Linked DNA regions of Mus musculus: region 1 is linked to region 2. Evidence: chromatin loops called from intact Hi-C (ENCODE). Cell type or tissue: left cerebral cortex. All regions are shown on one strand. Each heading gives the region's core, and the rest is flanking DNA. Links, peaks and the distances in the headings are about the cores only. Region 1 overlaps Hs3st1 (heparan sulfate (glucosamine) 3-O-sulfotransferase 1). Region 2 holds the start of LOC115490181 (a long non-coding RNA gene).

Region 1 (15,638 bases), core at 4,968-12,967, 300 kb after region 2:
TAGTATAATGGACTTTCATATCATGAAAGCTTAAACCTATATTAATCTCCCCCTTAAAGTATGGCCAGTGATCCATTACACAAGTGTGCTGTCCATTTTATTGTACAGGAATATATAGTAAGCTGATAAATAGCTAGTCTCTACAAATGGACCCCCATGAATCATACCTCCTATTATTTGTCCCTTATGTGGTCCTTTCCCATAAGGAATCCCAGCTGGTATTTATGGAACAGTAGAATGAGGCCACCCTCTTTATTACCTGATAACTTTTGATTTCTCTTTTGAAAGTCTGAGAGCAAGCCAATCGTATAAATTGTGTATCTACTATCCTAGCTCTGTCGTGCTATGAACAATTCAAGTTAGCAATATGGAAAAAGGGATAAGGGAGGGAAAGAGAGTTGGGGGAGAGGATGGTGGCGCATTCCTTTCAACTTAGGATTCAAACATGTGATTCAAGACATCATATTGGATAGTCATCCAGTTCAGCCCTCCAAGTGTTTTCTTTTATAGCCGACATATGATTCCACATAAGACTCTGCCATTTCAGACTTGCCTAACTATGCTTATCTAACCTCCAGGGTCTATGAGATTATAGATTTGTCTGGGAACCAGCAATGCTGGTATAGTTTGTTACAAGGATGTATGTAATAAGGGATCCAGGACTAACTGACTTTTTAATTCCAAAACACTTCTCACTAAAAAGCATAGCTTTACCTGGAAACTGATAGCTGAACTTCTACTTTATGTATAAACGTAGATGCGATACTGGCTTCCTTAGGCAGTATAGGGAGCCACAGGCCTTTTCTAGTTGGTGAGTGATAAAATAAAAAATCTATAGATACATAGCAGGGTAGTATGGCTTCCAGGCTTAAAAGAAGTAGAAGGATATGAACACAAACATTGGCAATTATAATTGTTTCTTGGAACTCAAAATGCAGGCTCTGGTTATTATATAATGTACTTGTATTTATTTGGTAACAACAACAACAACAACAAAACCCAAGGATTTTGTTTGTTTTGAAAGCAGACATTGAAAAGTAAGCACAAGCCATTTGAATGGACTAGAAAAAAATTGACTCAAGTCTTTGTATTAACATAAAGGCAAGCACATTACTAGATCACAGCAGGTTAAGTCAATACACATCTATTAACTCAGTGTAGGTGACTCAGGAGACCAAGCCTGCCATGGGAGAGTTTCCTAAGATAAAAACAAGCTTTCAGACAGAACATTTTCTAATCAGTATCTTCTTCTTTGCTCACTAGTGTTGGGAAAAAATGAGATATTTGCAAACATCCATGCTGAATGTTTCTAGAAATACCCTTAAATTGTACTAGCCACGACAGTTCTTTGGTATATCATCTTCTCAGAGTCCTGTTATCCATAGCAAGCAAAGCCAGGAGGACATGTCTCCCCCTCCTTTATCTTCATTCCCATTTCTTTCTGAACTGATCTACTAAATTAAAAGTTATTTTCTTTGCCATACAGATTAACCTAATTAAGGTAACAAATGACCTATACTATTTTCAAATGCTACTCAGATGTGAGGGGAGGTCACTAAACAAGATATATACATCAAAGGGCGGGTATCTTGGGACCACTCCAGAATTCTTTCTGCCAGAGACTTTTAGGTGATGTTGGTCCTGAGCTTCAATCTGAGTTGTCTTTGACCTCTTTGCACTCACCCTTGCCACTGGGAAAGATCTCTCTTCCTCTTTGAAATGGAGAGTAGCCAGGAGGCCAAGTGTGCTATCGACCACTTAGGAGAGATTTCTGGCAGCCAAGTGTGTTAGAGACTAACCTCAGGAGAATTCTGGAGGCCTGGTGTGGTAGACAGTACCCAGGGGATAATGATGGAGGCCAATAATACTAGTGACCCCTCCCCCCAGGGGTGACCGGACTCTGGGAAAATGCTATCATTGTCCTTTAGTTTCCTCATGCATAAACAAGGTTAATGGTAACAAAGGCCCATAGGTTACTGTGAAGACTAAAGTATAACTCACCTACTGTTTATGGAATTATGACTTCAAGATTGTTCAATTGTCCATTATCCATGTATTGCTTATAACAACTGTGGGAAAGGCATTATATCCCCTAATAGAAAGTCCTAGAAATTAAGATATTTGTCAAAGTTCACATAGCTATAAACAAGGCTGCACAAGAAATATTCATTCTTGGATTCATGGGCAGAACCTAGAGAACAGAGGTCCAAGAAATATGAATATCAATTGTCAGTTTGAAGACATAATGGTGTGCCTAGGAGAACACTGGAATATTTGAGTATTCCAGAAGAGGCTGAAGAGTGTAGGGGAGTGGAAGAAAGCTGGGCAGCAGGAAGATTTGTTTAGTTAATAAACATTTGTAATTCCAACATCAAGTATAGTACTATTTGCTGGCTCTGCGTTAATAAGCAAACATGTGAAACTTGGTTTGGTTATTTCCCTAGGGGCTTTCAAGGACTGAATAAAACACCATATTGTTAAGTGCCTAGCAGTTCATGGACCAAAGAAAGGACTCCCAGGAGGAGGCCACACTGTGAGGCTGGGGTGTGATGGAGAGAATTTTCACATTAGATTGACAACTAGACAAGATTTATCATCCATAAACAAGAGCTTTCTATCTACCTCCCACTTAGGCAAAGTGCCACAAGGTTGCAGTTAAGAGGAAGACTGACCCTGAAAGGAACATTGAAAATGAAGAGAAACACTGTACTGTGGAGCAGAAATGAATTAAAGCAATGTGATTTTATCTGTGGGACCCAGAAATATTTCATGAACCAGAATCTCAAGTTTTACATTAATGCCTTGAAATTATTATTTTTTTTTTCTGAAGTGGGTTCTCCCTATGGAGCTCATGCTGACTTCGGACTAGTGCTCCTCTTGTCTCAGTTCACCACTTCTGGGATCATAGGTGTGTGCCAGCATGCCTGGCTTCATGAATAGGATTTTGATGATAGTCTAATAATCCAAGGAACAGAGTTTACCTGGTAACAATGTCATATACTATCATATTTAAGCCTTCAATGTAAAAGCCAATAACATACACTTGCTTTCTACTCATTATTTTATTAAAAGTGGCATCTATAGTTCAGTCATACTATCTATATTATTTCCATAGAACACGACATAAATGCAGGTTTATTATCTGACATCTGGTGTCCTAGAAGCAAGAGCTGAGCTGATTAATTCATTTACTGAGAATGGGGTTTCAAAATAAAACAAAACAAAGCAAACAAGCTAACAACAACAACATCAAAAACCTAAATGAGTGGAGGAGGGGGGAAAAGTATGGGAAGAAATAACCAGGTATATTGTTTAGAAGTCTGAACCCAGGCTAATGTCAAGGGGATCTATGAGCAGAAATTGTACTATGAAGTAGCCTGTGCAAAGGCAAGGGACTTGAACAGTCAAACATGAGTTATTTGTTCTCCCCCCCCCAAGAAAGGGGGTGTCATTTTGCAGCTTTCTCTATGTAATGTGGCTTTTGTTAAGATAAAACTTCAAGAACACATTTCTGTGGAGCTGTTAGTACTCTGCCTTTAAGGGCTATAAAAGATGGAGAAGCCATGGGAAATAGGATCTGTCTGGGCCAGTAACAGCAATGACTAGTATCATAGCTGGCGAGTGAGGGACAGAACAAAGACAGTGAGTTTTTGCTGACCACTTTACAATCAGTTCCTGTCTGTCTCTTGAACCTCTAAACCTATTCACAGCTAAGCTCTACGTGTGCACAGTTTGCTGGCCTTTACCATTCATCTCATTAACTTTCCTTCCAAACTGAGTTGAATATCAGGCCATTTTTACCACAGAGGAAATTAAGGGTCTGAGAATTTGTACTGAAGGCTTCATGGTCAAATTGGGTTAATGCCCAAATCTCCTGATTATAATTGTGTTTTCTTTCTCTTTATCTAACTGTGGAATTTGAGAAAAGTGTAGTAACCTTGACCTCAGTGGGAGCTGAAGATGCAGGGCTGCTCCTTACAAGAGGGAGTCAAGCAACTGGATGAGCTGATGGGCTATGGTTCCCTTGCTTCTTCTATACTACTGGGGAATCCTTGCCCCGGTATTTCTCTCATGCTTGGTGATGTATCCTTCTTTTAATTTCTGCCTGTTGCAACACCCTTTAGGGCATCCTTCCTGTGTGGTCCTATGGACACTGACTTTTCAGTCCTCTTTTGTCCAATCTCTCATCCTTAAGTTTCTTGATAGATGCTGCCCTCTCGATGAGGCCTATGTGTTTCTTCTCACCTTGACTCACTATGGGATGGATTGAAATTGCATAAGTTCAGGACTCTAGAAAAATTCTCATATGAAACAAATAACTTTCTCTGTCATCAGAAGTCAATATTTTAATCTCTGTTCTTAAGTTTCTTCTTGACTGAAACTAGGGTACTATTTCTTACCTCTCATAGTTTTTTTTTTTTTAAGTTATGTTGGAAGCAATGAATATAAGATATGAAGCACATAAATAGTGTGTAATAATGATGGTTATTTTTGTGCAATTTCCAAACCTGCACAGGATTCAGACACATGGGGGACTACCTCCATCTTAGAAACCTCCTGACAAGACTACAAGTGGCTACAAAGCTACATCTTGGCTGCTTAGTGTGTTTAATCCAAGCTACATACTTGCTAGACAAGACTTTTCCCTGTACTTCTCCTATATCCCTTCCCTCCCCCATCACCACTTTCTGATTCAAGACATGCCTTTACATAGGATGTATTCCTTTGGTAACATCAATGACTTTCATTTTCTGGCTCCAGGGCAATTTTTTCACAACGCCTTGTTCCAAAAGGACAGGGCCTCTGTGACCCTTGAATTAAGTGGCTTTGGTCATAGCTGTATTGCAACTTTTCGGTAATATTTTTTCTTTCTTATAAAAAATGATTGGCAATCAGGAAAATAGCATACTTCATTCTTCATTCATCTTCTTTCTACCAGCTGGTTGACTCCTTCTAGGGGTGTGGTTGAATTGATGCTAAATTATGGAACATATTGCCCTATCTAATGTACACAACTCAAGGCCATTTCTCTTGCTGTCTTGGCACTTCTTTGATTCTTCTTCAAACCCAAAATACTTAACTCCAGTAACTTTCCTTTTTATATTCTTGAAGAATTAATACTACATTCGCTATATCATAGGATCTAAAGAAAAAAAAAACGTTTTAATGAATACAGTGGACTTTGCCTCCACAACTGTAAGCAACAGACAGGATGGGCACTGGCTACTTCAACCCTCCATTTCTACTCTGTGGAGGATAGAAAGAGAAAGCCATCCTGACCTCAGAGGTATAACATGTTTTTTTCATAAACTCACTAATTCCCAGGCTGTTAGCTGATAGTTATATAGTACCAACTGGATTTCAACATTGTCCTGTTCCTAGAGGAATGAGACAATGATACAATTCTTCCTTTGAAACAGCAAATGAGGCAAGAGCCCAACCCTGTACATAATGCTTTGCTCAGCAAATCTTAGCTGTTTCTCTAGAGCTCTCAAGTGGCTGTAGCCTGGGCTTCAGTAGGTACTCCCACCTCCAGCAAGGAACTATCTTTGTTAATAGGATTGGCATTCAACCTGATCAGGAGAGACCAAATACCATTTGACTCCTGCCTTACTGCATTTTGTTCTTATAGGAATGGCCATGGGTCTATTGCAGTATCCTCTGAAAAGGGGTAGGATGAGATCTAAATACCTGGAATAAAGTAGGAAATGATAGGGGTTTTGCTTCTTAAAATGTACTGATGACTCACTGGAGTTTTATCAAAAAAGAAAGGAAAGAAAGGAAAGAAAAGAAGAGAGAGAGAGAGAGAGAGAGAGAGAGAGAGAGAGAGAGAGAGAAGAATTAATGAATGAATATATGCTATCACTGGGACTCCTGCATTTTCTCTAGTGGTATGTGCAAGACTATGACTCCCTGAGTCAGTATTCTGTTCCCCCAATAAAGCAATGCATTAGATTTACATCCACTGACCACCTACAATGTATGACCCCCATGCCATCAGCTATGCCAGTACTAGCAACTCAGGCTTATTGATGCCAGTTCTGACTCTCCTCATTGCTAATTAGCAGACAAGTGATTGCAGCAGACTAGGCTCTAACCATAACATCTCCAGACAAGCATCTTCTTGGGCACCAGAGATCACCACCTGAGCTTTCTTTCTGTCCCAATATCCCTGAGCAGCTTTGGAAACTTGATTTAATCTTTTTTGGAGCCCCTCATTCTTCAGGTAAAGTCTCATAAAAGGCCAAAAAGTATGCTGCAGAGGGAAGCACTCTGCATATCACAAAGTCTATGGAAATCGGCTATAAATATATCTGGTTCTGCTTCTGAGGAGACAGTGGTTGATGGATAAGCTTAATGAGTTCTGAAGGGGAGGGAATTCTCTCCTACTCTTAGTCTTAGGCAGGAATGGGGTGTGGGCCAGGTTAAGGTCAGATCAGGCTGGGACTGCTAAAATACAACCAAGGTGACTCATTTCCCTGGAAGGCTGCTGAGAAAAATGTTGGTTTCCCCTTGCCCTTCCTCTGGCTCAAGTGCAGCTCTTCGGGTGGAAAACTTTTGGCACCAGGAAAAACATGTCAGGTCAAGTCAGAAAAACAACACCTCTGAGTTTGACCTTTTCTTTAGAGTTTAGATTGAGCTAAACAGAAAGGAAGAAAGAGAGAAAGAAAGAAAGAAAGAAAGAAAGAAAGAAAGAAAGAAAGAAAGAAAGAAAGAAAGAAGGAAAGGGTTAATTGTGCTTTGGATGTACCTGGGCTCTGAACCTGATAGTGTGACCTCCGACAAGTGCCCTGTTTTTCAGGGCCTATTCTCTATTCTTTGAACTTGTCAGAGTAATACCTCCATCTTAAGTTTGCTTGGGGGAAGTTTCAGAGTGTTCTAAGATGGAGAAAACAATCCAGGATGCCTGCTTGTGTTTCATTCCTTCAGAACAAACTGTCAGGAAATGGTTTTATTCTGCTCTCTTGCATTCTTTCCCACTGTCATGATCACAGTTTATTATCTTTATTATCTTATCCATACTTATTACTATGGAAAAGACCTAGTCTATTTAATCATAAAAGGTTGATTATCAAGTATATGTGACAATCCAGAGACTTAGAACTGGCTTTTGTGACCAGCCTCTGCTTTGTGGCTGTTCTAAGGAGAAGGGAAACTTACGTGCGCAGGTGCACTGGGTTATATTGTGATTTTTTTCACATCTTAACTTCAGTCCTTGGGAGTTTTAATTTTTTTCCTATTCAAAACTATAAAGTTGGAGCCAGTTTTGAAGTTATATCTCTATGAGTATGATATAGAAGGTCATAAGTGCATGTTGATCTTTCAGAAGACAAATTCTAGAGTTGAGCAAAGGCTACTACTACTTATTCTGCTCCTCATGCGAGGTTTAGGCTGGACAGACACACACAAAGAGAACTTGAATGTTTCTTGCTCTCTCTTAAGTAGCTTTGCGGAGGCCAGTTGCCCAAAAGGCAAAGTTTACAGCCCCAAGATCATTCTGAAATCCAAGGGTGTAAGTTTGTTTATTATGAGATTTGCCATATCCTCTAAGACTAATTTGGATCTTAAGAAATCTCTTGCCAGTTCTCATCTGTTTTTAAGTCTCAGTGCCATTTTCTTCACTTAAAACTCATATGCGGGGGAAGGGGCAAAAAATAAAAATAAAAATAAAAAACCCAAAACTCATATGTGTTAAATCTATACACAAGCTGGCAGAGGTTAAACCCACATGAAGACTGGCAGGGGTTAAGCCCTCATGCAAGCTGACTGTGGTTAAACCCATATGCAGGCTACAGGGGTTAAACCCACATGTGGGTTGTCTGAACATGGATAAAACTGCCACTTCCAAAAATAATACTCTCGGTGAGGAGGAAATTCAAATTTCAAGTAAAAACTAAATCTGAAGACAACAGTCAGGCATTAAAATAAAAAAAAAAATTCAGAAAAGAGAGGAGCAACATCCATAATACCAATAAATTTTTTTAAGCAGAAAAAGATTATAGATTTGACAAGGAGGTGAAAACAAAGAGCTATTTTGGATTGGAGGCAGGTTAATTATATTTAAAACAACAACAACAAAAAAAGAGGTCTCCAGAAAAAAAAAATCTCTTATTTTTTCAGTGCAATAGTTAAGTTCCTTCATATTATAGAGACATATACACAATGTTAACAACCATGAAAAACAATACAAAACGCCCTCCATTTAACAAGTAGAAAAATATAACTACTATATATGGCAACTGTGAATCTAATACTGTACAGAAGTCATTTGTGGGTTTTACAAATAAATTATAGCTTAAATGCCTTTTTAAAATTATTTTCCTCCCCCCTTCAGATGTACACCAGAAGTTAACAACAGGAAAAGTCCCGAGCCTAGGAGACGGCAAATCAGTGCCAGTCGAATGTTCTGCCCACGAGCTTGAAAAATTTCTTATTTGGCTCATGAAAGTATTCGTGCAGTTTATCAAGTAGTTTGGGATCCACCTGGGGGTGCGCCCGGCCTTTGGACTCGTGTAAGCAGCGGTCCTTGCCACTGTCCCGCAGGCAGTAGAAGCCCTTGGTTTTGTTAAAGTAGAAGTTCGAGGCGTTGATCTGTGGAGAAAGCTTCAGGAATCTTTCGACCTTCTGGATCTCAGGGAAAGGGTCTCTGATGAGGCGGTCGCCATCCACAATGTGGATGTGGCCCAACGGGAAAAAACGCAGCCAGTTCAGCATGTGTGCATGGTACAGGCTGCGGTTGAGAGCCTTGTAGTCCAGGTTCAGCCGACCGTCCCGCATTAGGAGGTCCTCAATGGGTGGATAGGGCTTGTGCTTCTGAAGGTGGTTGTACAACACCTGGGTGTAGTCGGACAGCACGCGCTCTGATGGGTCCCTCAGGATAAGCAGCAGGCGGATGGTGGGGTTCATGCTGTGGATTCTCTCAGGCACTTTGGGCGAAGTGAAATAGGCGGGTGTCTTCTCCACGGTGAGCTGGTGAGGGGAGGAGAAGGGCATCTGGGTGAGGTACCAGCCCAGGCCTTGGCTGTAATGCTCCTCCCAGTCAAAGAAATGGACCTCGTTTTCAGCTGCAGCAACATCAGGATGCAGGCTGAGCATCTCTAGCAGGGCTCGGGTACCACCCTTGCGCACCCCAATGATGATGGTCTGTGGCAGCTGCTGTGTGGAACCATTGGATGCTGTGCCTTCTCCGGTGTCCTCTGGGAGAATAATCACCTTCCTCAGAAGCTCCTGCTGTTTGAGCCCCGGGCCAGGAGCAGCCGGGTGGGAATGCACAAGCTGGGGCTGGGCCACCAGCAGCACCGCACCCAGGAGCAGCAAGGTCATGCTGTACAGCTCAGGGACTTCACTGGGCCACACGCGCCTGGATCATGAAGTAGCAGCAAGGCTCCCTCTTGATTACTGGAACATGAGTATCTCCAGTTGCCAATTACTAGGGAGGAAAAGAAGCAGCTTTTAGCCCCAAGCAGACATGGAAGTTATCCAACATCTATAGTCGTGAGCACTGTCCTCACCTCCCTCAAACGCTCTATTCTATAAAAGAGGGATAACAAACATTTTCTGTAAAGGACTAGAGAATAAATATTTTTGGCTTTTGGGACATATAGTTTCTATAGCAACACCAATTCCAACTGTGCTTTTCTGGATCTGAGGCAGCCACAGACAATAGACAGAGACAGGGGCGTGGCTGTGTTTCAATAAAACTTTGTTTGTGGACACAAAAATTTGAATGTCAAATAATTCTCATGTGGTATTAAATATTACACTTGATTTTAAGATTTAGGTCGACTGTGTGAGTATGTGTGTATGTTTGCAAATATTTGCTCATGAGTGCAGGTGGCATCAGAGGCAAGAAGCCTATGATTCCGTCCAAGTTGGAGTTAAAGGCATTTGTGAGCCCTCCTATAGTGGGTGTTTAGAAGTGGATTCTGGTCCTCTGTAATAGCATTATGTGTTCTTAACTGCAACAGCCTTTCAACTTTAGAAAGCATCTAAAGAATATCTTCCTCCTGTCAGCCTCTGGTGGTATGGAGGCTCAGCTGATATGGAAGCAGACTAGTTTCTGCACACCCTGTCTCCCACCAGGGGTTTCTATTCCAATGGGGTGGATAAGCCCATGTGAAGGAATGAATGAAAAGTCCAGTGTTTCCCCCAGCATCAGACTCTGGTGGCTGCTTTGTCCAGGACACTGTGTTTCTCAGTTTGGGGTCTGGCCAACGTATACAGACAGATGTGACAGTAAGCGGAACTCATCTCTGCCACAAATGCGTTATACCTGCAGCTATCTATATCCTTGCAATAAGAACAGGTCTGAGCAGCTACAGGTCTGGGTGGGAGGAAGGACAAATGACCCTGGCTCATGAGCAAGAACCAGTGGCTATTGTTTGATCGCTGGGTTTGGGGATGGTTTGTTGAGTTTGGCAGAGGGAAATGTGTGTACACTGACTGCAGGCAACAGGCAGCAGGATGACTGACACAGGCTGGAGTTGGATGTTAGGTTGACATTATATGGAGATATGCTTACTCATTTGCCTAAAACCATTGAAAAGTCATCATAACAGAAGACATTGAAGTGTGCCTAATGGGATTAAAAAGGCAACATTATCAGAAGAACACAAAGCTTTACTATTTATAAAGTGGCTCACAACTGGCAGAGTTCATTGTCATCACAGCCACACAGGGTGACATCGGAAATAAAGGTTAAGATCAACATCAATATATAGATTAGGGCCATAAAATATAAGAACACAAAAATGTCATAATAATTCAATTTAAAACTCAGGGCCCAATTTAAAAGTTCTAAATGGAGAACTTGTATGCTGGCAAACTTCCTCCCTTAGTTCCTCCGCTTTTTTAAACTGCATCACCTGTTGTGATAAAGTCCTTGCAGGACATCGACTGTTGGCCTAGATCTAGGGACTCACACAGATAACAAGCTGTGGTTGCCACTCTGAAAATTAGACACACTGGAACCATGTTTGTCATTCTCCAACAAAGAAACAGAGGCACTGGCTTGCTTTGGTCATTTGCAAAGGGTTGGAAAAGTCACAGCAAGGGGATTGTAGCGTTTCTCCAGTCAGTGAAATGTTTGCTTCTTCTTTATATCAAGCTTATCATTTACTTGACCATATGCATGGAAAAAGAACAAATTCAGGGCCCTCAAGTTTGTGGTCCTCAGACACAAGGATTTGTCATTTACGAAATGTATGTTAAAACCATGAGCCCTGGCTGGAGGGTGGCTCAGTGGTCAAACATACTCGCTGCTCTTCCAGAGGAGCCAGTTTCACTTTTAGCTCAGCATGGTGGCTCACAATTGGCTGTAACTCCACTTTCAGGGAATCTGAAGCCTCTTTTGGCCTCAGCAGTCACCAGATACACATGTGGTCTACATACATACATGAAGACAAAATAATCACATACATACAAAATGAACAACTAAGATAAAGCCAAAGCAAGAGCTTGAGCACTGAGCCAGACAGAAGTCTAGAGAGTAGCAAGCATGAAGCAAGGTGGACATATGAACTAGGAACTCTGCAAATGGGACTGGAGGTCAGTGAGCACACCCTTGGGGGAAGGTGTTTATGGAGGGTGTGGCTAAGCAGTGTGGGTTGGGTTGGGTTGGGTTGGGTTGGGTTGGGTTGGGTTGGCAAAGGGTGTGAACTCAGTGTGATAAGATTGCTTTCCTCAAAGGAAGGATTCAGGAAGCTTTACTAAAAGATCTTTTTCTTCTTCACTGTTCAAGTGAATGGAGCCAAGAGCCATCTGTACCTGCTCGTTACACATTTGAGGGCAGTTTGCCCAGAAAGTTCAAGGGCAAAGAATGAACCACAAGTGAGACATGGGTGGCACTAACTCTGACATGCTTGTGGTGGCCACAGCCGTCACTTTCTGTCTTTAGACTCAGGACCTGAACAACCAATAAGTCACAGGATTCAACACTCATATGACCAACACACAGGTACAACTGAAATCTGTATTATCTGGCTGCTCATGCTTTCTCTGCCTCATTCTGAAGTAAATTAGTCACCACAGAATACACCTGAGACTCTTCCTAACAGGGAATTACCAACAAACAGCAGAGGAGATGCTAAATATTGTTTGTCTGGAATGCTGAGAGAGAAAAAAATAGTCCAATTGTTTATTCAGTACTAAATGGTCAGCCCTGAAAACATACAAGCAATGTACAGACTGTACAGGTTATATTTATGGATACATAAATATAAATATATATGTATATATGTATATATACATATTAGCTATAATTATATATGTGTGTATATATATATACATATACAAATATGCATGCAACAACAATTAACAGAAAAAGAGACCATGAAGTTGAAAGCCAGCAATGTGGGATATGTTGAGTGTTTTGGAGGGAGAAAATGCAAAGGAAAGATGATGTAATTATATAATAATATCAGAAATAAAATGAAAATTTAAAACCAGACATTTAGGCATTCAGAAACCCCTTGTTTTGAAAGACCTCCAAAACGGGGGTGGAGGGGGCAACCCTCACTCATGTCCTGGGATGACGTGATGCCCAAGAACTCCCGAGAGACCAATCATGATGCGAACAGCAAGAGGTTTAATCGGGGAAAGGCCAGAGCACTGGGGACGACTTGTATCCCACACAGGGGTAGAGGAGTCGACCCCGAGCTCAAGGGGTAAGGTGTTTATAAAGGCAGAAACCACAAATGCCTGGCATTGGGCTATAGCATTTGGCAAGCATAACGGGTTCGAGGAATGATTAGAGTATTCTGTCTGAACATTTCCTGAAACAATGGAACAAGTTAAACTTCTACTTTGTGGTTAGTACATCCTGGAACAATGGGGTGAGTTAAACTTTTACTCCCTGCCATTAGTAAGGTCTATTTCAGACACAAGTCTAGGGACTTTCATATTTTTTCACTCTCTCTCAGGATCTTTCAGTTTATTTTTGCTTTCTAATACATTTATTTATTTATTGTCTAGATCCTTTTCATCATAAAGATATTGGTGTTATTCAGGTAAAGCTGGCCAGTCCTACACACACACACACACACACACACACACACACATATACACACACATTCTATATATGTGTGTATATGACAAAATACAAAATACACAGTACACACAAGAAGAATGAGAAACATTTCAACCTAGAAATCTAGAGCTACACTGCATAGTATTTTTATCTCATTTCTTTTTGAAAACTATTTTATGCAAGAAAAATATAACATTATAGCACAGAGGTTATCATTTTTGTATGTGTATATACATATGCATGTATACACATAAAATTGTGTATATATATGCACATGTATGTACATATACACAGAAAATCCTGTATGTATATGCACACACATGCATATGCACACATGCAAAGAATGTGCATATTTATAGCTAGATATGCTGTACAAATGTCATCCATATCTAATATATATATGTGTGTGTGTGTGTGTGTGTGTGTGCATATTACATGTGTAAATGCATAGCATATATGTGGTAACATAGTAACTCATTTATGTATAGAACATATATGCACACAGTAATCTTATGTTTCTTGTGTGCTTTGATAGCTCAGGCTCTCATTGATACAATCAGAGTTATTTGGTCTTTTACTCACGGGAAAGAAAAACATCTCCAAGTTCACATGAACCTGAAAACAGTCTCTGGGGTTCCTGACCTTGACAATGGGTTTTCAAAAAACACGGAAGAGAGTCTTTTTGTTTTTGCCTTTCATTTCACACTTGAGGAGACCCTCGGGTGACTTGGCTATAGCCAAATTGAAACTTTTGGCCAGTGAAGTTCAGTCTAGTGACCTGAGGGCTATTACAACTCTTCCAAGCATGTGATCTTGATATATAGCAATGATAGTGAGGGATAGATGTTCACAAAGGAAGACCCAATGTAAAACACTCATCTATAACCCCTTAGCTCCCCATTCTAGAAGTCAAATATACACAGAGTATATATTGGGCATGGTATTTTAAACCCATTTATTGCTTTTAGGCAGTAGATGAGCAAGAAGATCTATACAGTCTGTAAGACCAGGCGAGGGATCCTGCCTCTGGTTTTGAGTTTAGACGAACTGACTTTGACTCTTTGCTTGAGTGTGATCATCTGTGAAATAAGAGTCTACCCCAAATGATTCCTTTGGAACTTGAATGAAGAAGTGTGTGCCAGAGAGATTTACCTAAGAGAAATGAGTCACATTTGTACTTTAAATTTTCTTAGAAATCATCTGAGAGAAATCTTATTTTATATGACTCAATGTATACAAAATGTCCTTGTTCCAGAATAAAATCATAATAACAAAATTAATGAGCAATTTTTCAGTATTTTACATTAAGTCTTGATTAGCCTGTGTGTGTCTTTCTGACAATAGCAGTCCACCCCCTGGCCCTGTGTTGCCTGGGGCAACTGAAGTGGGTAAGGCAAGAAGGTTGGGGAAGCTGTAATTCTTCTCTTAACAACTTCACAGAGAGGTCCCCTCCCAACTCACAGAGAAGTCCCTGAGCAGGAAAAGGACAAGGAAGGCAAGCCTGAACTTGCAGGTGACATAAATACATTCATATTCTTTCTGTTGATAACTTCATTATTCTCTCACAGGAAATAAACCAGGTGACCTTGAACACAAAGGGCTATCTGAAAGCTTGGAGCTGTCAAGGGCACAGACACAGATTATTCCAGGCACCTGGAGCTGAGGCCAGGCACCCTGGCAAGAACATAGACAGCAGCTCCAGCTTCTGCTGGCACCAGGCTATGGGCTGGCAGCTTCACACATAGCATGCCTGCAGTCTTGACAAGGAGCCGTCAGGACAGCTAGCATTGCTCGGAGAAAGCGGTGCTCAAAGGAATCAAAGGTTTGTCAGGAAAGAGTGAGCAGAACTCACACCCAAGTGGAGTCTGAGCAAGTAGACCCAGAACCTGGCCGTGTCTCTCACTTCTTCCCAGTGTCTGGGGTTGATGTGGCTGCTGGAAATCAACCCCGAGTGCTCAGAAAGATCAGGAAGGAAATACTCTTAATCACTGAGCCATATCTCTTGCCTCCTTGGTTCGATTCTTAACCAAAACGCGCATGCGTGAGTGCGTGCGTGCGTGCGTGCGTGCGTGCGTGCGTGCGTGCGTGCGTGCGTGCGTGTGTGCGTGTGTGTGTGTGTGTGTGTGTGTGTTTATCAGGCCTTTTGGGTTGAAGTCCTGTTTTGTAGCCAAACCCCAAATGGAGGAGGACTATAAAGACTCAGACTGGCTAGCCTGACAAAATTAAACCTCATATTTTATGGATAGATTATTAAGTCCAAGAGGGAAGCCATTCTCCTCTCTGCTCCTTTAATCAAAAAGACTGTTCTTAGATGTGCTGCGGTGACAAACTAAGAACTGGAAGAACTGTATCCTTCCCCTCCCCCCTCCACATCCCTGTGTCCACCTCATGACAGTACTGAATACTCAGTATGGAAAACCAAGTGTCCTCAGGCTCTCCCAGAGGGTGGCCTCCATTGTTCTTTGAATTTAGACCAAATATCTCAGGCTGGGGACATCCTTATTGTGGGACCTGAATGTCTCTTGGGCTTCACCTTCTTTCTTTGCCAAGCTCTGACCACACGAGCTTCTCCATGCCTCATAATTCACCAAGTTCATCTCAGCTTGTAGAT
Region 2 (15,638 bases), core at 4,550-12,549:
AGAAACATATAAGTAAAACCCTGAGATTAACTCAGATGACTTCAGAAGACTCATTTCACATTCTAGCAAATGGGTAGAGCCATACAGAGATTATCTAGGATGACTGAAATGAATTTCTTACAGCTTTGGAACACATGCTTTCATCCTATCTCAAGAACATGCTGGAGCCTGCGGAGTGGTATTATTCCTGTGTTCCACTGGGGCACAACTTGACTGCTGACAGCTTCTATGTAATTGGGCAGGGGTAGAAAAGAACATTTCATGGAACCTTCAGTTGAGGGAAGAACAGTTTGAATGAAAATATATTCTGATTAGGTTAAGCCAACCTTGCTAATTTCCATCCTCCTTACTATCTATCTGTTTAGGAATGGTTACTATAAGTGACTGGGATGACATAAAGAACAGCTGCTGGAAAGAATGTGGCCATTGGTAAATTCCCCATGCCCAAGTGGAAGACCTCTAAGTCCATGTGCATAAAGACAGTACTATTGGACTCAGTGAGTTAAATATCAATTAATTAGAATATATAAAAGCATGACAGGAAGTTTGGAGCGAATTGTGATGGGATTTCTAGGAGAAGTTGAAGGGGGAAGTGAAAAGAGTTTGCCTTTTTTTCTAAATCACTGCTTGTACACACACACACACACACACACACACACACACACACACACACACCCTTCCGTTTAAAGATTTATTACAACAATCATCACCTGTCTACTGAACAAAGGTTAGTAGGATTCCTGGGTACCAGACCACTGCTCTAGGGCTGGGATTCAGTAGGGAGGATGAGAGGAGAGTTATCCCTTCACTGAGCTTGTTTCACTGACCAGTTAGAGGGTCTTCAGTGTGTTAGGAAATGTCTGAGTCTTCAGAGTCCAGTATTCTGATGCAGCATAGTGCTAAGATAGAGATCCCTGGTGTGGTTGAAAACATTCTTCTCTAGGAGTCAGTCATGGTACAAGTTGTCAGTAATGAGACCTGGCTTGAAGGTTACTTACAGAAAGATTTCATGCAGAGGAGAGAAACAAAAGTCGATTTAAATGCATTAGAAATGTGAATAAATTGTATGTGCAGAGACAGAAAAGGGCAACCCAGTGGGAATGAGTGCATGTGAGCATATGTGAGTGCATGTGAGTGCATGTGAGTGCATGTGAGTGCATGTGAGTGCATGTGAGCACACCTGAGTACATGTGAGTGCATGCGTGTGAGTGCATGTGAGCACAGGTAAATGCATGTGAGCACACCTGGGTACACATGAGTGCATGCACATGAGTGCATGTGAGCACATGTGAATGCACGTGAGCACATGTGAGCATATGTGTGCACATGTGAATGCATGTGAGCACATGTGAGCATATGTGAGTGCATGTGAGCTCGCATGAGTACATGTGAGTACAGGTGCATGCATGTAAGCACACATGAGTACATGTGAGTGCATGTGAGCACGTGAGTGCATGTCAGTGCATATGAGTACCTGTAAGTGCATGTGAGTGCATGTGAGTGCCTGTGAGCCATGTGAGTGCCTGTGCAAAGAGGAGACTTCCTACCAAAGCCAACCAGAAAGAAAATTTAGGTAGCAGCACTTTGTAGGACTTTATGGAGCAAGGAGAGAGAGAGAGAGAGAGAGAGAGAGAGAGAGAGAGAGAGAGAGAGAGAGAGAGAGAGAGAGAGAGAATCCATTGTTTTCTCTGTTTCCTTGAAACAGACAAAGAATCCCTAAGATTGTCCCAGGTGGGTGTTTCAGGAGTTTCTAGGACCCAACTAAGAGTTCTAGTCAATGAAAAGCTTTAAACATTGACAAGGTGAAATTCTTGAAAGGTGGGAAGAAAGGAGAGAAACTGAGTAACAAGAGCAATCTGACAGGAGGTTTAAATGACATTGCATACGGCATTCTGAAGGAAATTCAAACAAGACTAAATAAATTAGGAAGGATTGCTTCATCAGGATGCAAATATTCATGCTATCAACTATTTAGAGGTATTTATTTTATGAATATGGGTATTTTGCCTGCCTGAATGCATGTTTACTCTCCTGATCCCCTTGGAGATATGAAGAGGCACAGGATTATCTGTAGCTAGAGTTTCAGATAGTTGTGAGCCACATGTGAGTGCTGTCAACCAAACCCAGGTTCTCTGCAAGAGCAGCAAATTCTTTTTAACTTCTAAGCCATTTTTTCCATTCTCCTTCTCCATATTATTATGATGAGGATGCTTCAAAGGTTGTTCAATGAATTCCATGAAATTCCTGCCAGGATCCAAACTAAATGTTTTATTTCATACAAGTTGACAAGCTGATACAAGTTGAAAAAAAAACGATGTGGAAGTATAAATAATCTACAAAAACAAAACAGCATTGAAAAGTTGCAAAGTTGAAGACAAATACTAAATATTCATAGCTCATTTAGTTCCTCTTATGAAGCGAGGATAACAAAAGCCCTATGGAAAGTAGGCAAAGGCTGGCAAAGAGACCATTAGAACAGAAGAGAACTTTGAGATAAACATGGACATATGTGTGTTTTACAAGGTTACAAAAGCAGGTCTTGAGGAAGGAAAATCTTTAACAAATGTAAAAAAATTGGATTTGCATATACAAAAATAATCTTTAACTAATTTCTCCTAACATACACACAAAATTTGTCACAATTATAAATATCTGATGTATAAGATATATAACCAAAAAATTAAAAAAGATAAGCCAAAATTCTTTATCTTATGTAAAAATTTTCATTAAATGGAAAAATCTGTTCTTGATTGTTAACAATACCAGCTTCTAACTAGGGTAAAAATGTATATCTGACACATGTCTTTCATCTTAAATACAGGAGGAACCCATAAATCTCAACAATAGGAAGATTAGAAAGAAATTTAGAACAGAATGCAAAGATTTGAACAGATAAATTGTTTTAAGAAGACATGTGGATGACAGCTAAGTGGATGGAAAGATGTTGGACACCATTTGCTCCTGGTATAGACAGATTAAATCACCATGGGATATGCGAGGTGTCTGCCAACGTATTCCAACCCAATGATGATTCCAAGTGTTGTCAGACATATGGAGAACCTGGGACCTCAGATATACTCCCCAGGAGAAAAAGTGGTGTAACTATCTTGGATATAATTTGCTAAATTCTATAAAACATTAAGCTCTCTATTATATGACTTGTTCATGTCATTCACAGGTATTATCCAAAGGACAAATAATGTCTTCACAGAGCCTGGTACATGCCTAGAAGTTTTATTTTTACCCACTTATCGGTGAGTACATATCATGTGAGTTCTTTTGTGATTGGGTTACCTCACTCAGGATGATGCCCTCCAGGTCCATCCATTTGCCTAGGAATTTCATAAATTCATTCTTTTTAATAGCTGAGTAGTACTCCATTGTGTAAACGTACCACATTTTCTGTATCTATTCCTCTGTTGAGGGACATCTGGGTTCTTTCCAGCTTCTGGCTGCTATGAACATAGTGGAGCATGTGTCCTTCTTACCGGTTGGAACATCTTCTGGATATATGCCCAGGAGAGGTATTGCAGGATCCTCTGGTAGTACTATGTCCAATTTTCTGAGGAACCGCCAGACTGATTTCCAGAGTGGTTGTACAAGCTTGCAGTCCCACCAACAGTGGAGGAGTGTTCCTCTTTCTCCACATCCTCGCCAGCATCTGCTGTCACCTGAATTTTTGATCTTAGCCATTCTGACTGGTGTGAGGTAGAATCTCAGGGTGTTTTGATTTGCATTTCCCTGATGATTAAGGATGCTGAACATTTTTTCAGGTGCTTCTCAGCCATTTGGTATTCCTCAGGTGAGAATTCTTTGTTAAGCTCTGTACCCCATTTTTTAATGGGGTTACTTGATTTTTTGAGAACTCACATGATATGTACTCACTGATAAGTGGATATTAGTCCAGATACTTAGAATACTCAAGATATAAGATAACATTTGTGAAACTCTTGAAACTCAAGAAAAACGAAGACCAAAGTGTGGACACATTGCCCCTTCTTAGAATTGGGAACAAAACACCCATGGAAGGAGTTACAGAGACAATGTTTGGAGCTGAAACGAAAGGATGGACCATCTAGAGATTGCCATATCTGGGAATCCATCTGATAATCAGCCTCCAAACACTGACACCATTGCATACACTACCAAGATTTTGCTGAAAGGACCCTGATATAACTGTCTCTTGTGAGACCATGCCGGGGTCTAGCAAACACAGAAGTGGATGCTCACAGTCAGCTATTGGATGGGTCACAGGGCCCCCAATGGAGGGGCTAGAGAAAGTACCCAAGGAGCTAAAGGGATCTGCAACCCTATAGGTGGAGCAACAATATGATCTAACCAATACTCCCGGAGCTCGTGTCTCTAGCTGCATATGTATCAGAAGATGGCCTAGTCGGCCATCAGTGGAAAGAGAGGCCCATTGGTCGTGCAAAGTTTATATGCCTCAGTACAGGGGAATGCCAGGGCCAAGAAGTGGGAATGGGTGGGTAGAGGAGTGGGGTGGGAGGGTACAGGGGACTTTTGGGATAGCACTGGAAATATAAATGAAGAAAATACCTAATTAAAAAAATAAAAAATAAAAATCCAGTGACATAAAATAGTTTTATTTTTAATTGTTAAAATTGAAAGATAAAACATTCAACAAAATGTATATTCATACACTAGAATAATACTTTGTAATAAAATTGATCAATTGTTGACATGCTAGGAACCATATACAATGTAAATCACTTGAAAGTAAATATACGGGTGGAAGAAGATATGATAGAAGGACATACTGTGTGATTCTCTTTGTAAAATTCTAGGAAATACAAACTGATAGATCACAACAGAAAGCAGTATAGAGCCTGCCTGGAGATCTGAGCATGAATATTTTAGGGGGTGTATAGCAGGGAGTAATTTCAGGAAAGCAGAAAGAACCTTGAGTAGGATGCACCTTCATCATCCTTGCCAGGATAATGGGGTCCTAGGTTCAGTGCTTGCTGGAATGTGGATTTAAATTTCAATATGTGTAGCTTAACAAGAATCAATAATGCCTACATAAAGCCATTAACAACAGACAAAAATGGGGTCAAAGAAAAGCAGCAGTTTATGTCAGCCTTAGGAGCCCATGTAAAACTGGGGTTGTGTTTGGAGTAAGGAAGGGCTTCAGCATCTCTTAGGGACGTTTGCAGAATGTCATGAATTGAAACTGTCCCAAGTTCAGAGGTCATTGCCATCACTTTGCTTAGGTGATCCCATTGTGACTTTCCACTAACAGACATGTGGACTGAAAAAGAGCCTGGTAATGCCAGAGAGCCCTGATTCCCCAGAGTCTCGTGAAATAGTGCTTGGATCTGATTACAGCTGACTTGCTGCAAAACCCATTCAAGTTCCACAGCACAGAGCAGCCTGTCCTTGTGCTGTATTCCAGAGGGCAGGATGAGATTAACCACATTTAGCTAAAATACAAAACGGAGCACAGTGACCAGCATCCAAAGTATGTCAAAGAGTTGTGAGAGCTCAGCAGAGAAAAGGAAAGAAGCGTTCTCACCAAAAGAGATGAAATGAAAAGTGGGAAAGTTTCTCTAAGCACGACGTCCATTTCTGGGCCTTCTGGGATGGATAGAACAGGAGCAGGTTCAAGTGGAAGGCAATCACATTCCATGTGTAAGAAACTAAGTACAAAAATCTTTCAAAAATGGAAACACAATGATAATGTTCTTGGAAAATGCTACAGGATCAGTTCTTTTGAGAAGAGCCATCTAATTCTGTTACTATCGTAGGACACCCAAGACTGGATAAGATATAAAGAGTTTTATTGGCTCTTAATTCTGGGAAATCAAAGTAGTATGGCACTAGTGTCTGGCTTCATCTTAACAAGGCATCTAAGGGGACACACTTTGAAACCATATATAAGAAAATAGAAACAACTGGAGACAGCCCCACGGATTCTTCTTAACCCTCATCTATAGAAGCTAGCCCCATAGAAGTATCTGACTCATCCCTGCTAGAGGGAATGAATCCCCAGTAGAAGTAGGACTGTTATGAACCTGATGGCTTTCCACTAGCCACACCCTGTAAAAATCATCTATCTCTCTATAGTCTCGCACTGAGGACCAAGCTTCTTTGAGCATCAACTGCTGTCAGGTAGAACATGTCCAACATGTTCAAATACAGCAGACACATGTGGAAAATTACAAAGAGCAAAGCTGACTTGAAAGTTTCATTAGGGATTGCATAATTTTACATATTACGAAGGCCAAAGAACATGCATGTTTCCTGAAAGGTCAGCAGACTCAGAATGAATAAGCAATAATGATGTGTCCTTAGTTCTGGGATGTGAAAAAAACATCACTCTTTCAAATACCATACATGTGTAGAGAACTAATCCAGAATTTTTATATGGGTAAAGTAGTGCATTCATGGTGACTTGCTGAAGACAGTGTATTCCACATGTCCCCAAAATTGCCTCTGTCCTCCCTCTCCTGTGCTGCCAGCCACTTTCAGCTCAGGATCGTGTCTGCACTGAGATTGCTCTGCACGATTTTCCAACAAAGACTTAAAGATAGGAACACTCAGTGGAGGTGATTTTATCACAGCAAACAACACTTTGCAGGAAGCAGATTCCTGTCTGTAACTGTGGGCAGCAGTCAAAAGCAGCCCCCTGGATTGCTGCAATGGAGAAGCTCTTAGCATAAGGAGAAAACTTCAACCTGGAAACTGAAGACTGCACGGTGTAAGCTTGATGTCTGTCAGGGTCTTGAAGAAAAGAAGTGGCCTTTCAGTCACTAAACACACAGGTCTGGGCTCCTCTGCCAGCACTCATGTAACTGATGTTGTTCTGCAAATCTGTTCAAGCAGTGAACATCTGTTAAGCACTCACTGTGTGTCACACATGATGCAAAGGTAACTGGAATGAACAGTTGTCATTTTGTCTGTTGAGGGTGCCTTCTGTTCCTCCTTTTGATCAAACAATAATGTTCGTCCTTAGATATACCTTGGGCATCCCTACAGCCACTTGGATGAGAGGTTGGCTCATCCAGATTTGTCCCCAGTCTTATTCACCTGTCCTCTAAACTCAGTAGCTATTCCAAGTGTGGACTTGGAACCTGATCCCAGCTACCTAGAATAATCTTCTGCAGAAGCATTTGATTATGTGCGTGTGCATTTGTGTTGAGATATGTGCAGTGAAATGTAGTTATCCATGGGGTAAAGAAAAAGAGTGTGGGGTTCTCTGAAATTGGTGTTCCACTTGATTGTGAGCTACCCAACAAAGTGCTAGCTAGCATCTGAACTTGAGTCCTCTGGAGGAGCAGTAAAAGTGGTTTAAGTAAGGCTTAACTACTGAGCCATCCATCCAGCCTGAATGTTCTCTCATCTTTTTAATTATAAAATATCAGGATAAAATCTCGAGTCATTACACAATTATGACTAAATAAAAGTTCACTTGAATTGTGACTGTATAAAAGCTACTGTTGAGGAGTAGAACATGACTCAAGTGATATCAAGACCTGAACATGGGAATCTGGATGCAGCCTCACAGTCAAGCCAAGCATTTCTGTTCTGAGTGAGATGTGCAAAGTAGGTTGAAACCTACTTTGCAATGAATGCAGGTCAGATGGTATGCAGTGGTACCCAAATGTATCCAAGCTCTGTGTTGGGGAAAAAGCTCCAGAGATATGTATGGTGGGATCATTACATTGCAATGCCACAACTAGTCGGGTGGATGCATATGCAAATGTATAGAGTCAGTGCTATAAATTAATTGCAGTGGTAGACTACATACCTGGTTTCGCAGGAGGTCAATAATAGGACATAAAATTCTTTCTTTATATGGGCTTGCCAGAGCATGTTCCTCAAGAATAGTTTAGTGGTTTTGTTTCAAAGCAAAAGTAGGAGTGACAGTCCAGAGAGAAGAGGGTATAAATATGTGGTTTTAAGGTACTGGGTGGACTATTTGTATGGTTGCTGATGTTGGGAAGGAATACATGTGAAAGAAAAGGGCTTCCTAGTGACAGCGTTCTTGAACAGATGTTATCCCACCAGCAGGAAAATGCCAAGCTGGTCACTCAGTGAGTTTTACGGGGCTGTAGTGCATCTTAGGAACTGACTTGAAGGCACAAGAAAATTATGCAGGTCCAGTGAATCACAATCAGCAGCTATGTAGAGGGAGGGGGACTAGAAAGAACACCTCTGTGTCCATCAAGTCTGCGAAATACACTTTTTTTTTTTTTTTTTTTTACTGTCCATGAGACCCATTGACCTTGAATAATCTTAAACCATGCCCTTCTTGCTGTGCTATTTCTGTTATCTCAGGACAGTGTTCCAGGTACACATTTCTCCTGTAGAGGCTGCCAGTCACCCTATTTATTGCAGCAACTTCTTCCTACCTAGAAGAAAGCTTTCCTACAAGATTGGTGAGACCTCTCGGCTTTGCTGCTGGAGAGTTCTAAGACTGAAGTTGCTGAAGAACTGGAGCTGTTTCCTACGTCCTCCAAATCCCTAACACTCCAGGGCTCACCACCTGTTGATGGTCAGTGAATATTTACCCAACAGAACTGATGGGCTTGCCCTGGTCCCAAGGTATGAATGCCCAGAGTGAAAACTTCACACCTTCACTTCTCTGAAAGTTGGAGCTACTAGTTTGTCATTAATTATCCAGCCATCGGAGCATTTGGGCTTAATATTTTAAGAAGCAGAATTTTAATGAGAAATGAAGTGTAAATATTTATGCCCCCAAATACAACACAGCAACAATTAATGGGAGCTTCTTTCTTGAGTGTCAGGGTTTCGGAGCATCCTGTTCCCTAATTATATTCCACAGCCTGTATCTGAAGGCCTGGGCTATTTTGACTCACCCTTTTGCATGGCCTCGTTTTTGTAAGTACAAAAGTTCAAGAATAAATATAGGACCCAGATCGGTCTTCAAGAGCTAACCCAGAATAAGCATGGTGAATCTATATAAGAAATCTGATTATATTCTCTTGTGGAAAAAAGATCCGTTCTTTATGTCAACCTGCTATAAATTTCTATAATTGTCTAAGCAGGTATTCGTCTTCTCCAACATCTGCTAGCACTGGCAGGCCCAAAAATAAACTTCCACATTAGCAACTTGCACTTAAAAAAAAAAAAAAAAAACATTTATCCGGAAACATCTGCTGAGCTATTTTCTGTTTTCTCCCTCCCTCCTTCCTTCTCAGGTCCATGGAAGCAGAATGAGGTGAGCATTGCAACTTGGAATTTCAATCTCAAGGAGCAAGGCTCAGAAGGAAAACAGCTACTTGGGGAGGAGAAATGAGAGTGGGGAAGATTTCAGGAGACAGACATAGGGTAGATGATGGGCAGCAGCTGTGGTGGTGTGGACAGAGCTCTGGGAGCCCAGGGTGTGATGCTAAATTCAATTCCACTCTCAAATTTTCACAGGAAGATTCAGGCAGGGATCTTTCCATCTGAGCCAACCTTGTAAATAATTATAGTTCCTATCTTAGAAACACTGCAATCCTTACAAAGAACAGCACACACAAATGTGTTCGGCATACAGCAACATTGAATGCGAATGGATCGAATCGAGTGTAAACAGACAAATTAGTGTTATGGTAGAAACAGTCCCCATCACTCTGACACTGGGCATTTAGATACTCAAATTAGATACCTGGATCATCAGCACATCAGCTACTGTGCTTTTAGTCCTCAGACTCTGTGACAAGTACCAAAGAAAAACAGCTCGGAGGAGTAAATACTGATTTTGGCTTGGGGGTTCAGAGGCTTCAGTCTATGACCCACTGACCCCATTGTTTATAAAGCTCTGGCAGAGAAGAAACCTTGTGGTGGAAAAGCAGGGTGGAGGAATGGAAGGAATGGAGGACAGAATGTCATGGGAAAGAGAGAAGAGAGAACGGGAAGGAGAAGGATAATGATGATGGCAATGAGGAGAAGGAGAGGAGGAGAGGGAAGAGAAGGAGGAAAAGTAGGAAAAAGGAGAGGAAAGAGACACAAGACATAACTCCACAGGTATCCCTGCCACCCTGTGACCCACTTCCTCCACTCCCACCCTATCTTCCTTCCATACATTTGACTGATTTCTAGTGGTCCATTCAGCTAAGGCATCCATCAGAGGCCTCATAGTCCAATCATTGTAGTCATGACACCAGCTTGGGACCAAGCCTTTCACGCATATGTTTTTTTGTTTGTTTGTTTTTGTTTTTTTCGAGTCACGGTTTTTCTGTATAGCCCTGGCTGTCCTGGAATTCACTCTGTAGACCAGGCTGGCCTTTAACTCAGAAATCTGCCTGCCTCTGCCTCCCAAGTGCTGGGATTAAAGGCATGCGCCACCACGCCTGGCTCACGCATATGTTTTTTAAAGATGATTTTACATTAAGTTCATCTGTGTTTGAGTATGTACCTACCATAGCATCCCTGTGGAGACTAAAGGGTAACTCCAGAGACAAGTTTTCTCCTTCTTCTATGTAGGTTGGGGGTAGGAGCAAACTCAGGTCATCAGGCTTCGCAGCAAGTGTATTTATCCCTTCAGTCACCTTGCTGGCCCCACCGATGAACCTTTTAAGAGGTCACTTCACATTCAAATAACAACTCATAAGAAATAGGAAGTGAAGGTGAGAGCACTTACATGAACTTGAGCTACTCCATTCAAGGCTAAGTCCATGATTTTTTTTCTTTGAAAACTCCTTGAGAGAAATCGAAGACTGGGTATCAGCTACCTGCATCATCACTGGCTTTAATGCAGCCCCAAGTAACCAGCAGGGGACTGTGGGAACATGTTGGATCAGCTTTGGAAACACATATAGTGCCACTGGGCTTCTGTCCTTGGCCTTTCTAGTGTATGCACACTAATTGGCCTGGGAAGTCCTGGGTATTTGCCTCCTTAAAAGACTTGGCTGATTCAATGGAGGTTCCTCTGAAAATGCAGCCAGCTTGAGACCTTCTCAAGGTGGGTTTAATTGCTCTCTTCTCTTAGGTTAGTGTGTTGCTTCCATTGGGGGATCCCAGCTATAATCTTTCACTTTCCATGCCTATGTGTATTATGTTGTAATAATAGATATATTTTCAAAAACCAGTGCTGTTTCATAAGATGTGTTTTCCTTATATGATGAGGACATGGGATGTGGAGAGAAAGGTTTTGCTCCACAGGGACCCAGGCCAATATAGACAGGATGTAGTAAGGATGTGTCTTTCAAGGTCATGTCCATTTCCAGGCAGATGGAAAAACAAATCATGAATAATCATGGTGATGATTTTGAAAGATGAGAATAGGAAATAGCAGGTGTCCCTCTGTCGTGAGCAGCAGATCCCAGAGAGGTGAGGAGGTGTGCGCTCAGGATGGCTTATCATATGAAACTTCTGCATCAAGACTACATAGAATTTGTTTAGTGAGGCAGGACATTGAAGACTTAGGAGAGTGGCTCCTGGATCATGATTATGTAACTTGAACCCTGATTATCCATCTTCTTCATCAATGGTTTCCTTACCTGTGAAACAGTCTTGATAATATGTGTTGGAATAAACACAAGGATTCTTAGGAGTTAAAGGCATAACCACATTGGCAATGTTCCATGATTGGGTGAAAGCATGCTATTTGTTATTTATTTAGTGGTACCGGGGATCAAAACCAGGGTCTTACCCAGGTACTCCATCATTGATCTACATCCTTAGGCCTCATTCTAGTTTTCCAGTTTCCTTGTGATAGATACAACAGATGAGTGATGTCTAGCCTGGTAGAGGAGTTATCAGCATCCCTATAGATGTGCTGGCATTTCCTCTGCCACTGCTTTTCTGGATATCAGTTGGTATTCCCAATTCATCCAGTTTTTATTTAACCTGAATTGATCATCTTTGTCTGTCATCAAAACTCTGTAACTTGTTCCCTAGATCACCTTGTGTTCATTTATGAATGGGTTGGCATGAACTAGGAGTATTCCAAGCCTGCAACTAGTACTAAAATTCCAACAACTCTGCTTCCTCCTACCTAATTTTTTTAAAAGCAATTAACATCTTGGATACACATATAAAGAGATTATTCTACTTATAACAAATAATTTATGCATGCAGGATACTGCACCCTGACAAGCCAGATGGGTGCTGTTATTTTATTCTTTCTTGAGTTTTATGGTAAAGGTTACTTCATACTCATGTTTACAAAGGTGGGCTATATGCAGTTGTTATGGGATTTATTTCATTTTTATAATCACATTTTTCTAAGATTAATATTATAAATACAGCCATCAATTTAACCTCAATTGGCACACATGTGAGATGCTTTGCATTATCACATTTATGTGTGTATGTGTGCATGTGTATATGTGTGTGCCTGGGTGTGTGTGTGTGTGTGTGTGTGTGTGTGTGTGTGTGTGTGTATTCTCTCAAGCCACAGCATGTATGTGGTGGTCATGGGGAAAACTGACAGGATTGGGTCTTCTCTTGAACACATGGGTGCCAAGGATGGAGCTTAGCTTATTGGGATTGGTAACAAGAGCCCTTACCCATTCAACTACCTCTCTGGCTGATTAAATTTGCATTTCACAATGCTATAGCAGCTCTTCGTGTAGATATTGATTGTATAGCCTCTTTTCCTACTGCCTCATATTAAAAATCTCTATTGGGCCATGAGTATTTATCAGGTCCTGAAATTATTTTTGTATCCCAAATATAACCACTCCATTGCTACATACACCAAAGTCTCTCTTATTCTGGGCTTTCAACACACTTCTGTATTTCCCCCCCTCTAATTTCTTTAAGGCTCCATTTGCTTGGGCTAATTAACTCACTATTGGCCCCATTTCCTTATCATATTTTTGAAGACAACCAACTGTGTCCTTTTCAAGTCTGCCCTATGATGACAATGGCCTTACATCCATCCATTTAGGAAATTTTTATGACTTGGTGAATCTAGGTGATGACTTTCTGATTTTAAGGGGTTGTTTTCTTAAAGTCTATTCTATGGTTATGGTGTATAGTCAAGGTTCATTGCCCCCAACCACTGCCTAAGTTGGGTCTTCCTCTCTCAAATCTATGGGCTAGGAGTCTGAGAAAATCACAAATAAGTGCACCCAGGCATTGTGAGGGCGCGATTCCTAACATGTTCTAAGTTGACACAGTTCAGTGTTGCTTCTAATTCTTCATATTAAGGTTGAGGGCTTGACATGGGATCTCACGGCTGGGAATTAGTGGCAGATCTGAGCAATCTAGACATGCAGCTTATAAATATTAAAACTGAGTTGTGTGTTTTTGCACAGGCTTATTGGAGCTGGAGATTTACTGCAGAAATTTACTACAGAGCTACACTCACATCCTCCATCTTCTATCCTTCTAGTTTTTATTTTTATTTATTTTTTAGAAAGAGTCTCACTAAATTACTGGGGCTGGACCTTGAACATGCCCTTTAGCCCACATTGACCTGTGGTTGTAATCGCTTTGCCTCAACTTTTCAAATAGTTGGATATAATAACTGCCATTATGCTCAAATTTAAACATTAACACTGAACATTAGCAAATGAAAACAAAGTACAAAATTATGTGGCCATGAGTTCCCCCCATCCCTCCTCTACCCCAAATTCAAGTAATATATTTCATTTTCAGCTTTTCCTGCTAGTGTATTAACTGGAGGAAATCAGTAAGTCTTTGAGTAATTCCACCTTTAATGAACTCAATTTGCTTTCTCTTTTCATCCATGAACTAGAACCTAAGATTTTGCTTTTGAATGCATGTCCAGAGAGAAATGGTATTTTCAAGAACAAAGAAAAATAATTACTTTTAATTTAAAACTTGTGTTAGGTGAATTAACACTACTTGGGCTCACTATTACCATTCAGTAAAAAATAATTGATCATGGTATCTTAGCAACAGTGAGTTCATGAATGGAGGCAATTCTGGTTAGCTTGCCCTATGTCAGATAACGACAGTTTCCTCGGGGCAACATAAAAATTACCTTTTTTTCCAGATAAAATAGATTGAAGCAAAAGTTCTGTTATACTATAAATTTTCCCTTGTATTCTTTGAACTCTTAACTTTGCTACTCAAGATCTGGTCACGATCGGACTTTTCTTAACACAGAAGTACTGTTTGTTCTTCCTCCTCCTTTATTACAACTTAGTCTGGTGCAACAATCCTAGATGTGGGTGTAAAGTCTTTGCATCCCACATGCACAGCACCACATCTTTTACTTAAGTTTGGAGATGATGAAAGTTTCTTCTGTTGTCTAAGCATAATATCATTCCAAACCTGGAGGTAATCACAAGTTAACTTTCTTAGTCACGGGGTATTGAAGTGTTACAGTGAATGTTGTGGATATAAAGATTATGAGATGTAATTATTATTGATGTTACTGTTATAATTATGCCTTGGGGCTAGATAAGGCATGCACCAGTATACAAAGATACACTTCACAAAGCATAGTCATAGCATTGCTTCAACAGGGTATCCACTAAGGCATTTTCTCCAATCATCTGATAGAACTGTTGAACTAATCCATTTCAAGCTGTTCTTTAATTTGGCAAAGCCGGGCAGGGAAAATGACTGATGCCTGTGTATGGATGACCATATGACATTAGAAGTTAAATTAGCCTTTTTATTCCCCAAGACCTTGTGGCAGCATGTCCCATTCTGAGTCAGAACTGTTCATTCCAGACTTCCTTTAGGTCATTCTGAGACACCCTCGTTGCCCAGAGGTTATCTATCCTACACACTCCTCTCCAAAAGCTCTATTGCAATACTTCTTTCTTATAAACTTCCGACTCTTCCTCACCTCCTGCAATAAAAGATGTGGACTGCTGTGCTCTGGCTTGCAAATTGCTTTTCCCACCAGTCTAAATGGCAGGTTGCTGAAACAGAGCATGCTGCTCTATCCATCAAGGCAACTGCACATGTGACTTCTGTTTGCTCACAATGTCCTTTCTCCTCGTTTTACCCAATTAACTCCTATCCTTCTCTGACCCAGGTCTTCAGTGACATTCAGCAGCATGTCTCCAGTGACCTCTTGCCCTTGAAAGAAATAACCTTTTCGTCCATTTAGCTAATTGTGTACCTTGTCTGTAGCTGTCATTGAATGCCTCACATCCAATCCTGCTTCTTCGAAGAGAATGTAAACTTTAAGGGTTTGAGGACCACGTGAAATGTATTTTAAAATGTAGACTAATGCCTATCAACAGGCTAATCTCTGCTGTACTGATTTCTATCAGTTTGAATGTCATTGGGAAATTACTTCACTTTCAACTAAAGTAGCATTTATTTTGCCTGTGCTATGTGACATCAGTGAGGATCCCTAGAAGATCAGCTGTGAAGAATGCAGAGGGATCTCTGCTTTGGTAGAAGTTTCCTCTCTAGATACAGGCAGGCTTATTATAAATACAGGTTCCACTGAATCAAAAGCTCCAGGAGAGGGGGGATGTGTCTTCTATCGAAATTGCTCTCTATGCATGGACACTGTCTGCCTTCAATACGTACTAAATAAGTGATTGGGCTGGACAGTCCCACCTCCTCTACAACAAATTAGGTTCATGATTTGCAGTTTTGTCTATTGGCATTTTAAAATCTAGAATCCATGTTGAGCAATGGATCACACCAGAGTGTCTGGCTCTAATTTTAGGAGACAGAATGTTACAGGGCTAACAACCATCTGTTTCCTTTGAGCAAATCTGTAACTG

Evidence for each region. A loop is a pair of places that touch in the nucleus more often than their neighbours do. Peaks named below come from ENCODE experiments on the same cell type or tissue, not always from the same donor. Only the 100,000 strongest peaks of a DNase experiment are listed, where the experiment ranks them.
Region 1: it touches region 2 in a loop (2.8-fold over the local background); 3 of 42 quality-filtered maps call a loop at or near these places.

What each region holds. Positions count from the first base shown.
Region 1 is chr5:39,605,975-39,621,612 of GRCm38, forward strand. It overlaps Hs3st1 (heparan sulfate (glucosamine) 3-O-sulfotransferase 1), which reads right to left. Exons shown (of 2, transcript NM_010474.2): 2 at 7,961-9,430. The coding sequence starts at 9,324. The coding sequence ends at 8,389. Among named protein-coding and RNA genes, the nearest start is that of 4930513D17Rik, 10 kb to the left of the region's middle. In left cerebral cortex, for the core only: no CTCF peak of the experiment used is centred there; a DNase peak (open chromatin) is centred at 9,511; H3K27ac peaks cover 1,170 bases.
Region 2 is chr5:39,310,147-39,325,784 of GRCm38, forward strand. It overlaps LOC115490181 (a long non-coding RNA gene), which reads left to right and starts at 3,203. Exons shown (of 4, transcript XR_003955907.1): 1 at 3,203-3,254; 2 at 8,299-8,515; 3 at 9,183-9,202. Gm40292 (a long non-coding RNA gene) reads left to right here. Exons shown (of 3, transcript XR_003955906.1): 3 at 2,822-3,178. In left cerebral cortex, for the core only: no CTCF peak of the experiment used is centred there; DNase peaks (open chromatin) are centred at 6,556, 8,883 and 9,290.